Regions from separate parts of the Homo sapiens genome. Here region 2 is linked to region 1. Evidence: read pairs that join two places in POLR2A ChIA-PET (ENCODE). Cell type or tissue: K562. All regions are shown on one strand. Links, peaks and the distances in the headings refer to the core of each region. The heading gives the core; the rest is flanking DNA. Region 1 overlaps OTOF (otoferlin). Region 2 has its middle 15 kb from the start of KIF3C.

Region 1 (4,383 bases), core at 200-4,199:
TTCTCTGCTTCTCTGGGAAGTGCCTCATGGACAGAGAAGTAAGGAGAGTTTAAGGATTAGAGCCAGATGGACCTGGGCCGATGCCCTCGCTCTGCCTCTAAAGAGCCACATGACCTTGGGCGAGTCACTAGAAGTAGGATCTTGGTTTGTTTATCTGCAGAATGGGATGCAGATAGCCTCTCTACCTCACTGGGATTTGGACAGAGAGAAAGCAGGTGGGGCTGCCCTGTAGGAGGGGTGGAAGCACAGAGGCTGGGCAGACAGGAACGGGGCTCTGGGGTGATGAGCAGAGGGTCACTAAGACCAGGTTTAGGCTGAGGACACCCCAGGCTAGGCTGTGAGGTTCCCCAGGGAAGTGTGGGCCCCTCCTGGCCTCTGAAACCCCCTGGAGAGGGGGCAGGCGGCTGCATCCAGTGCCCCATTACCGTTCTCGTCCTCAATCTCAGAGGGCCCAGTGAAGACGCGGTTGGCCACCTTCACTCTCCCAGGGGGCCCAAAGTGGGGGCCGTCCACTTTGCCGTCTTTGCAGAGGCGGGTCAGGATCTGGCTGGGCTTCATGGGGTCCCGCCAGATATTGTAGCCATGTCTGTGGGAGGGGACACACAGGCTTGGAGGGGCTGGGTGGGACTAAGCCATCCTGGATGACAGCTGGTCGTGGCCAGTTCTCTAAAGTTGGCTGTTGCCCTCATCAGCAAGTGAGCCTGATTCCTCCTGCCCTGGGCCCCAGGCTCACCTGAGACACTAGGGCTGCTGGAGGCTGAACCTTCCTGCCCTGGGCCTTGGACCACATATCAGTGTCCCCAGCCTAGCCCCACTGCATCCCCTCACTGTGCCCACTCCTCTGGAACCTCAGAGACTCCCATGAGGAAACTGAAAACCAGAGAGGTGAAGGGACTTGGCCAGGGTCACACAGCCTATAAGTGGCAGAGCTGGCCCAGATCCCCAGGGGACTCTTTCTGTCCTCCTCTTGCTAGCCCCCACCTTCCCTAGCCCACTTGTCTCTCCTCGTCCTGCCTCCTCTGTCCTGGAATCCACTGTCCCTCTCCTTGTTTTGGGATCTGCAGTCCTGTCCCCTGAAGACTGTGCCCAGGGACTGTAGGGGCAGAGGCCTGGCCTGGGACAGAAACCACAATGTCTAACCTCTCAAATCACCAGGATCTGAATCTCATTTTAGAGTGGAGGCAAAGCAGGCACACTGCCCCCGCCCTCTGCCCCATGCCCCACATACGTGGAGTAGGTCTGGGCGATGCCGCAGGTGGCGCGGTGCTTGCTGTAGAAGCGGTTCTCCAGGTCGATCTTGGTTTCCCCAATGAGGTCATCAGTGCCCACCAGGTCCCAGTCATACACAGCCACCGTCAGCATGGATTCCATGGGGAAGGAGGCCTCGATGTCAAAGGACCTGGTGGGGTGGAGTTAGGAGAAGGGCTTAAGGATTGGCTAGGGTGGGAGGTGTTCTGGGTTGGAGAAGTAGGGGTGTGGCAGGGGAGGGCACCAAGAAGCCTTACTTCCCAAAGACAGGGTTGAGCTGCTTGGAGATGTAGTTCTCCTTGTCGCGGATGTCAGTCTTGCCTAGCCGGATGGCGATGTAGGGGTCAGCTTTGCCGTTGATGTCAGCAGGGTGCAGGTCCGTGGCCTGGAATGGGGAGAAGGGCTGCCTGAGCAGGCTCCCATGCCCTGCTCATCTTCAGTGCCCCTGCCAGGCTGCCTGAGGGTCCTATGACAGTGAAGGGCAGGGGCAGGAGCACTGGACCCCTCAGGAGGCTTGCTGTGTGACCCTAGGCAAGTGGCTACCCCTCTCTGGGCGTTGACTTCTTCCTCTAGAAAAGATAAAGACTAGACCAAATGATCTCCCTGGTGCCTCCCAGTCTGGGGCTGTCAGTATGCAGCTTCTTCTTCTTTTTTTTTTCCTTTGAGACAGAGTCTCGCTCTGTCTCCCAGGCTGGAGTGCAATGACGTGATCTCAGCTCACTGCAAGCTCCACCTCCCAGGTTCAAGCGATTTTCCTGCCTCAGCCTCCTCAGTAGCTGGGATTACAGGTGCGTGGCACTGTGCCTGGCTAATTTTTGTATTTTTAGTAGAGACGGGGTTTAACCATGTTGGCCAGGCTGGTCTCGAACTCCTGACCTCAGGTGATCCTCCTGCCTTGGCCTCCCAAAGTGCTGGGATTACAGGCGTAAACCATTGCACCTGGCCAGTATGCAGCTTCTTTGCTCTCTCCCAGATGGGAGGATGAGGAGACTTGCAAGGAGGGAAAGCGACGGGAGTCTCACCCGGACCACATAGACTCGGACCAGCACATTGATGGGGTCATTGCTCGGGATGCCCTGGAACATGCCGTAGGTGGAGTCGTAGCCGGCTTCCCGGGACACGTCCTCTGGGAGTGGCACTTTGTACACGCAGAGGGAGCCCTGGGCAAGACAAATGTGGGTCAGGGTGTAGGTTTGCCTGGCAAGGGTGGCATTCAAAATAGCTAACAGCACCAGGAGGGCTGGACCCTGATGTGGCAGGGCCTTCACCCTTTAACTGCTGAGTCATGGGAGAGTCCAGGGCTTCTGGAGGCAGTGGCCGGGGCAGTGGTGGGAGGTGAGTGGGGGAACCTGTGGGGGGGGCAAGGGCTGGCGGGTGCTCAGGCTGGGCCCGTGCTCCTGGCCTGACCTTGAAGCGTCCCACAATGCGCTCCTCCTCGGTGGAGCCATCCTCATCATCCCCGGTCTTGCCCCGAAGCAAGTTGAAAGTGTGCAGCCAGTCCTCAAAGTTATCAAACTCGGACTCCAGCTCTTTGGGGTATACCTGAGACAGACCAGGCTGTTAGGGGGCGGCTGCCTGGTCTCTGGCTTTTGTCCTGCCCCACCTGCAGGATCACTGCGCCCCCCTCTTCCCGCCCCCACACACCCTAGAAGGGTCTGCTCCTAGGCTCTCACCTTAAGCTCATCAATCTTGGGTTTCTTCTTCTCGGGGGCCTCGGACCCCTGGCCAGAGCCAGAGCTCTGAGTTTTCTTCTTCTTCTCCTCTTTGGCAGCCCTTGCCTTCTCCTTGCCCTTCATTGACCCCTTCAGGCCTGGCCAGAAGCAGAAAAGGAGGTGGAGCAGAAATGAGCAGAGCAGGAAGGCCTGGATTCGAGACCCAGCTCTGTCGCTAATTTGCTTTACTAACTTAACTCTCGGATGTCCATGTGCTGTCAAATGCAGATAATACTCCCTAGCATGCCCGCCTCATGGAGGTGCTGGGGGCCCCAGTGGGTTTATGCCCGGGAAGGTGTCTGAAGACTGTCTTCATGCCCTTTGGAAGAGAGGGGCAGGAAGGAGCATGGGTTTGGGGGTGGAGGCCTGTTGCTGCGCAGTTCCTTGCCCACTCACTTTCCTCACTAGCTTCCCTCTTCTTGTCCATAATAATAACACTCTGTATTAGCATTTCCCAAACCTCATTCAGTGGAGCACCTGGTGCAGATGCTGCTGGCATGCTTTAGAAGAAAGGGTACTGTGATCCAATAAGCTGGGGAAATATTTTATACTGTGTCTTCCTTTTAGAGATGTATAATAACATTTGCACAGTAAAGGGTATGAAAAGTCCTGCACCAAAACAAGCTGTTTCAATCAGCTTTTCCTAAACTAATTTGACCAAAACTAATTTGTTCCTTCTAGAACATCCATCAATTTTCTTCATGGAAAAGAGTCTGGAAAATGCTGGATGGAATGAGCTCTGAGGTCCCTTCTAGCTCTGATGTTCTGTGGCTCTAAATGTCTGCCCATCACTGTGGGTGCTGAACTGGTCAGAGTAAAAGCCTCCCTGGACAAGGGCCTTAGCCTGCCCAGTACTGCCCATGGATTACTGATGCTGCTTCCCTGGCTACTAAGGCTGGGAGGGCTGGCAGGAGGGAAAAGAGAAGCAGGTGATGAGGTGGGCAGGAGAGCTGACCACCCAGGGGCGGGGAGGAGGAGGCAGAGTTCCAGGTTCCAGGGCTCACCCTCGGTATTGTCCACTTCCTCCTTCTCCTCCAAGTCAATTCCAGAGGGCTCTTGTTGTCGAAGTTGCTGCCAAAAGATGAGATGAAAAGGACAGAAGGTGGGTTTCCTGGGGAGGAGTCTGTTGACCCCAAATTGTGGGCCCAGACCAGTCTTAATGCACTAGAAGTAGAAAATCTTCCCTACTGCATTTCAAGTCCACCATGTGCTCTGCTTAAGTGGGTTAAAAAAAGTTTATAATGTGTACAGTGTGACTAGTGGTACTTAGGGGTTTATGCATCTGTGGCACATATACACCATGGAATACTATGCAGCCATAAAAAAGGATGAGTTCATGTCCTTTGCAGGGACATGGATGAAGCCAGAAACCATCATTCTGAAGAAACTGTCACAAGGACAGAAAACCAAACACTGCATGTTC
Region 2 (4,383 bases), core at 204-4,203, 470 kb before region 1:
GCCTCCCAAAGTGCTGGGATTACAGGTGTGAGCCACCATGCCTGGCTCAGAATTATTATAAGACAATATCCATGTGCCCATTATCCAGGCCAAAAATAGGATATTGCCACCATCCTAGAAGCCCCCTGCAGGATTTTCTGCTGTCAGGAATTCCCCCTTACTCGTTAAAGGTAACCACTATCCTAGCTTTTCTGGTAATTCTTACCTTTTCTTTGTTCTTTTATCAACTAAAGATTATGGTTTTGGTTTGCCTGCTTTTGAACTTCATGTAAACTTATATAGTGTGTATTCTTTTGTACCCGGCTTTTTTCTTTTTATTTTTCCTTCCTTATTTATTTATTTATTTTTTTTTTATTTTTAGTAGAGACAGGGTTTTACCATGTTGGCCAGGCTGATCTCGAACTCCTGGCCTCAAGTGATCCACCCACCTCGGCCTCCCAAAGTGCTGGGATTACAGGTGTGAGCCACAGCGCCCAGCCATGTACCTAACTTTTTTCTTTTCTTTCTCTTTTTTTTCTTTTTATTTGAGAGATTTATCTGTGTTTGTTTTATCTATAGTCCATTCATTATTACTATATAATATCCTATTTTATGAATATACTACCCATGATCGGCTCCTGATGGACATTTGGGTTGTTTCCACTTTGGGATTATTACAAATTATGCTGCCATGAATATTCTTGTCCATGTCCCCTGTGTAAGTTGAACACATTTCTGTTCGGTATTGTCTTAGTTGGTTCTGGTTGCTGTAACAAAATACCATAGTCTGGGCAACTTATAAACAGTAAACATCTATTGCTCACAGTTCTGGAGGCTGAGAAGTCCAAAATCAAGGCACCAGCAGATTTGGTGACTGGTGTCCTGCTTCTTTCATAGATGGCACCTTCTTACTGTGTCATTATATGCTAGAACAAGCAAAGAAGTTCCTTCAGCCTCTTTTATTGTAAGGGTGCTAATCCCATTCACGGGGGCTATGACTTCATGATCTAATCACCTTCCAAAGGCCCTACCTCTTAATACTGTCACCTTGGGGGTTAGGATTTCAACATATGAATTTTAGGGAGACACAAACATTCAGACCATAACAAGTATATACCTAGGAATGGAATAGCTGGGTCACAGAGAATGCATTATTTTCAACTTCAGATAGTGTCAAACTGTTTTCCAAAGTGGGCATAACAATTTGCACTCCCAGCAGTGCATGAGGTCCAGTTGCTTCACATCAGCACCAATACTTAGTAATGTCATTCTTAGTTTTAGATATTTGGTATCTCGTGCTTTTAATTTAGGTTTCCCTGATAACAAATAAAATTGAGCACTCTTTCATATGCTTTTTGGCATTTCCATATTTTCTGTGAATTTCCTGTTCAAGTCATTGCTCATTTTTTGACTCAGTTGCCTGCCTTTCTTACTGCTTATTTTGGATTTCAGCCTTCTGTTGCTTATATGCATTCCAACCATCATCTCTGTGGCTTGACTTTTCATTCTGTTCATAGTGCCCTTTTATAGCCAGGATTTCTTAATTTTAATGTAGAAACATTTATCAATCTTTTATTTGGCTTGGCACTTTTTGGATCTTGCTTAAAAACTCTTCCTGTACCCCAAGGTCACAAAGATATTCTTGTATATTGTTTTCTTTTTTCTTTTTTTTTTTTCCTTTCTTTCTTTTCTTTTCTTTTCTTTTTTTTTTTTTTTTTTTTTTTTTTTGAGACAGAGTCTCACTCTGTCACCCAGGCTGGAGTGCAGTGGCACATTCTTGGCTCACTGCAACCTCCACCTCCTGGGTTCAAGTGATTCTCCTGCCTCAGCCTCCCCAAGTAGCTGGGACTACAGGTGTGCGCCACCACGTCTGGCTAATTTCTGTATTTTTAGTAGAGATGGGGTTTTGTCATGTTGGCCAGGCTGGTCTCAAACTCCTGACCTCAGGTGATCCGCCTGCCTCAGCCTCCCAAAGTGCTGGGATTACAGGCATGAGCCACCGCGCCCAGCCAAACTTTGCTCTTTCTTAAATCTCAGAGTGGGACTGCCAGTGCCAGCCTGGCATTCCCTCTTGAAATCATCACCTATTTCAGAGGAGGCTGCTACAGTGGGAAGTCAGGACAACAAGGTTGGGGCCAAACTCTGGTCTCCCAGGCATTTCACCTTAATAGGAAAAGTGCCTGAATCTGTCCTCCTCATTTGGCTCATGTGCAGAACAAGGCACAAAGCCCTGCGTCTCCCGGCTGCCTGTCCGATGCCCTTTTCCCTGACTCACCGTCAATCAGCAGTCAGACCAAGGTCCCTGACTCACCGTCAATCAGCAGTCAGACCAAGGTCCAGGCTCTTGCCTCCTGAAATGTTGCAAGGGCGGTTTCCCAGTGTGATTCACAAACAGCAAGAATGTTTCAGGCTGACTTGGAGACCACTTGGGGGTGGTATCCTCAGCCAGGAAGCTTCCTCAGGGCCTCTGAGTCCCAGAGAGCTCTATTTGTCTCTTTCTTTCTTTTCTTTCTTTTTCTTTCTTTTCTTTCTTTCTTTTTCTTTTTCTTTCTTTCTTTCTTTCTTTCTTTCTTTTCTTTCTTTCTTTCTTTCTTTCTCTTTCTCTTTCTTCCTTCCTTCTTTCTTTCTTTCTCTCTTCCTTCCTTCCTCTCCTTCTTTCCTTCCTTTCTTTCTTTTTCTTTTTTTCTTCCTTTCTTTCTCTTTCTTTGCCTTGCTTTTCTTTCTCTCTCTCTTTCTTTCCTCTTTCCCCCTCCCTCCCTCCCTTCCTTCCTTCCTTCCCTCCCTTATTTTTCTTTCTTCCTTTCTCTCTCTCTTTTTTTTTTTTTTTTTTTGAGACAGAGTCTCGCTCTGTCGCCCAGGCTGGAGTGCAGTGGCATGATCTTGGCTCACTGCAACCTCCAACTCCCAGCTCACTGCAAGCTCACACCATTCTCCTGCCTCAGCCTCCCCAGTAGCCGGGACTACAGGCGCCCGCCACCACGCCCAGCTAATTTTTTGTGTTTTTAGTAGAGACAGGGTTTCACCGTGTTAGCCAGGATGGTCTCGATCTCCTGACCTTGTGATCCGCCCACCTCAGCCTCCCAAAGTGCTGGGATTACAGGTGTGAGCCACTGCGCCCAGCCTCCTTTTTTTTTTTTTTTTTTTTTTTTTTGAGATGGAGTCTCACTCTGTCACCCAGATTGGAGTGCAGTTTCGTGTTCTTAGCCCCCTGCAACCTCCGCCTCCTGGGTTAAAGTGATTCTCTGGCCTCAGCCTCCCATGTAGCTGGGACTACAGACACATGCCACCATGCCTGGCTAATTTTTGTGTTTTTAGTAGAAACAGGGTTTTGCCATGTTGGCCAGGCTGGTCTCAAACTCCTGGCCTCAGGAGATCCACCCGCCTTGGCCTCCGAAAGTGGTAGGATTACAGGCGTGAGCCACCGCGCCCGGCCTCTTTCTTTTTCTTTCTGTTTCTCTTTCTTTCTTTTTTTTCTCTGTCTCTCTTTCTTTTTCTCTCTCTCTTTTCTTTTTTCTTTTCTTTCTCTCTTCCTTCCTTCCTTCCCTCTTTCCTTTCTTCTTTCTTTCTCTTTCTTTCTTTCTTTCTTTCCTTCCTTCCTTCCTTCCTTCCTTCCTTCCTTCCTGCTTTCTTTCTCTCTCTCTCTCTCTTTTTCTTTCTTTCTTTCTTTCCTTTTCTGAGACGGAGTTTTGCTCTCATTGCCCAGGCTGGAGTGCAATGGCGCGATCTCGGCTCACCGCAACATCTCCCTCCTGCGATTCTCCTGCCTCAGCCTCCCAAGTTGGGATTACGGGCATGTGCCACAACACCCAGCTAATTTCGTATTTTTAATAGAAACAGGGTTTCTCCATGTTGGTCAGGCTGCTCTCAAACTCCCAACCTCAGGTGATCCTCCTGCCTCTGCCTCCCAAAGTGCTGGGATTACAGGTGTGAGCCATCACGCCCAGCACTCTGTTTCTTTTTCTTTCTTTCTTTTTTGACTTTGGACGATCTTGTCACCCAGGCTGGAATGCAGTGATGCAATCATAGCTCACTGCAATCGCAAGCTCCTGGGCTCAAGTGATCCTCCTGCCTCCACCTCCCAAAGTGCCGGGATTACAGGCGTGAGCCCCATGCCCAGCCCCAATCTCTGCATTTCTGAGAGCTCATAGCATCTTTCATCCAGGGCCCTCGTACCACCTTCTTTGCTGTTATCCTCATGTGTGGTATTGTTTCTCCAACTGTGAGCAACTCCAGGTCAGGGAACACCCATGGATTTCCTTGCCTAGCGCTAACCCTGGATACCAATAACCCTCAGTAGCTGTGAGATTGAGCCATGAATTTTATGGAGTCCCTAGGCATTCTGCAGCCTGTATGGTTAGAACCACACTTGGAGGAAGGCTTCCAAGATGGTCCAAAATGAACACC

What was found. Peaks named below come from ENCODE experiments on the same cell type or tissue, not always from the same donor. Only the 100,000 strongest peaks of a DNase experiment are listed, where the experiment ranks them.
Region 2: POLR2A ChIA-PET joins it to region 1 with 11 read pairs; 3 of 35 experiments call an interaction of 5 or more read pairs at or near these places.

Annotation. Positions count from the first base shown.
Region 1 is chr2:26,464,444-26,468,826 of GRCh38, forward strand. It overlaps OTOF (otoferlin), which reads right to left. Exons shown (of 47, transcript NM_194248.3): 33 at 3,965-4,031; 34 at 2,922-3,058; 35 at 2,656-2,790; 36 at 2,271-2,408; 37 at 1,506-1,633; 38 at 1,229-1,399; 39 at 426-586. Among named protein-coding and RNA genes, the nearest start is that of DRC1, 65 kb to the left of the region's middle. In K562, for the core only: no CTCF peak of the experiment used is centred there; a DNase peak (open chromatin) is centred at 2,568.
Region 2 is chr2:25,995,622-26,000,004 of GRCh38, forward strand. No RefSeq gene overlaps it. Among named protein-coding and RNA genes, the nearest start is that of KIF3C, 15 kb to the left of the region's middle. In K562, for the core only: a CTCF peak has its summit at 2,427 (motif pointing right); a DNase peak (open chromatin) is centred at 2,340.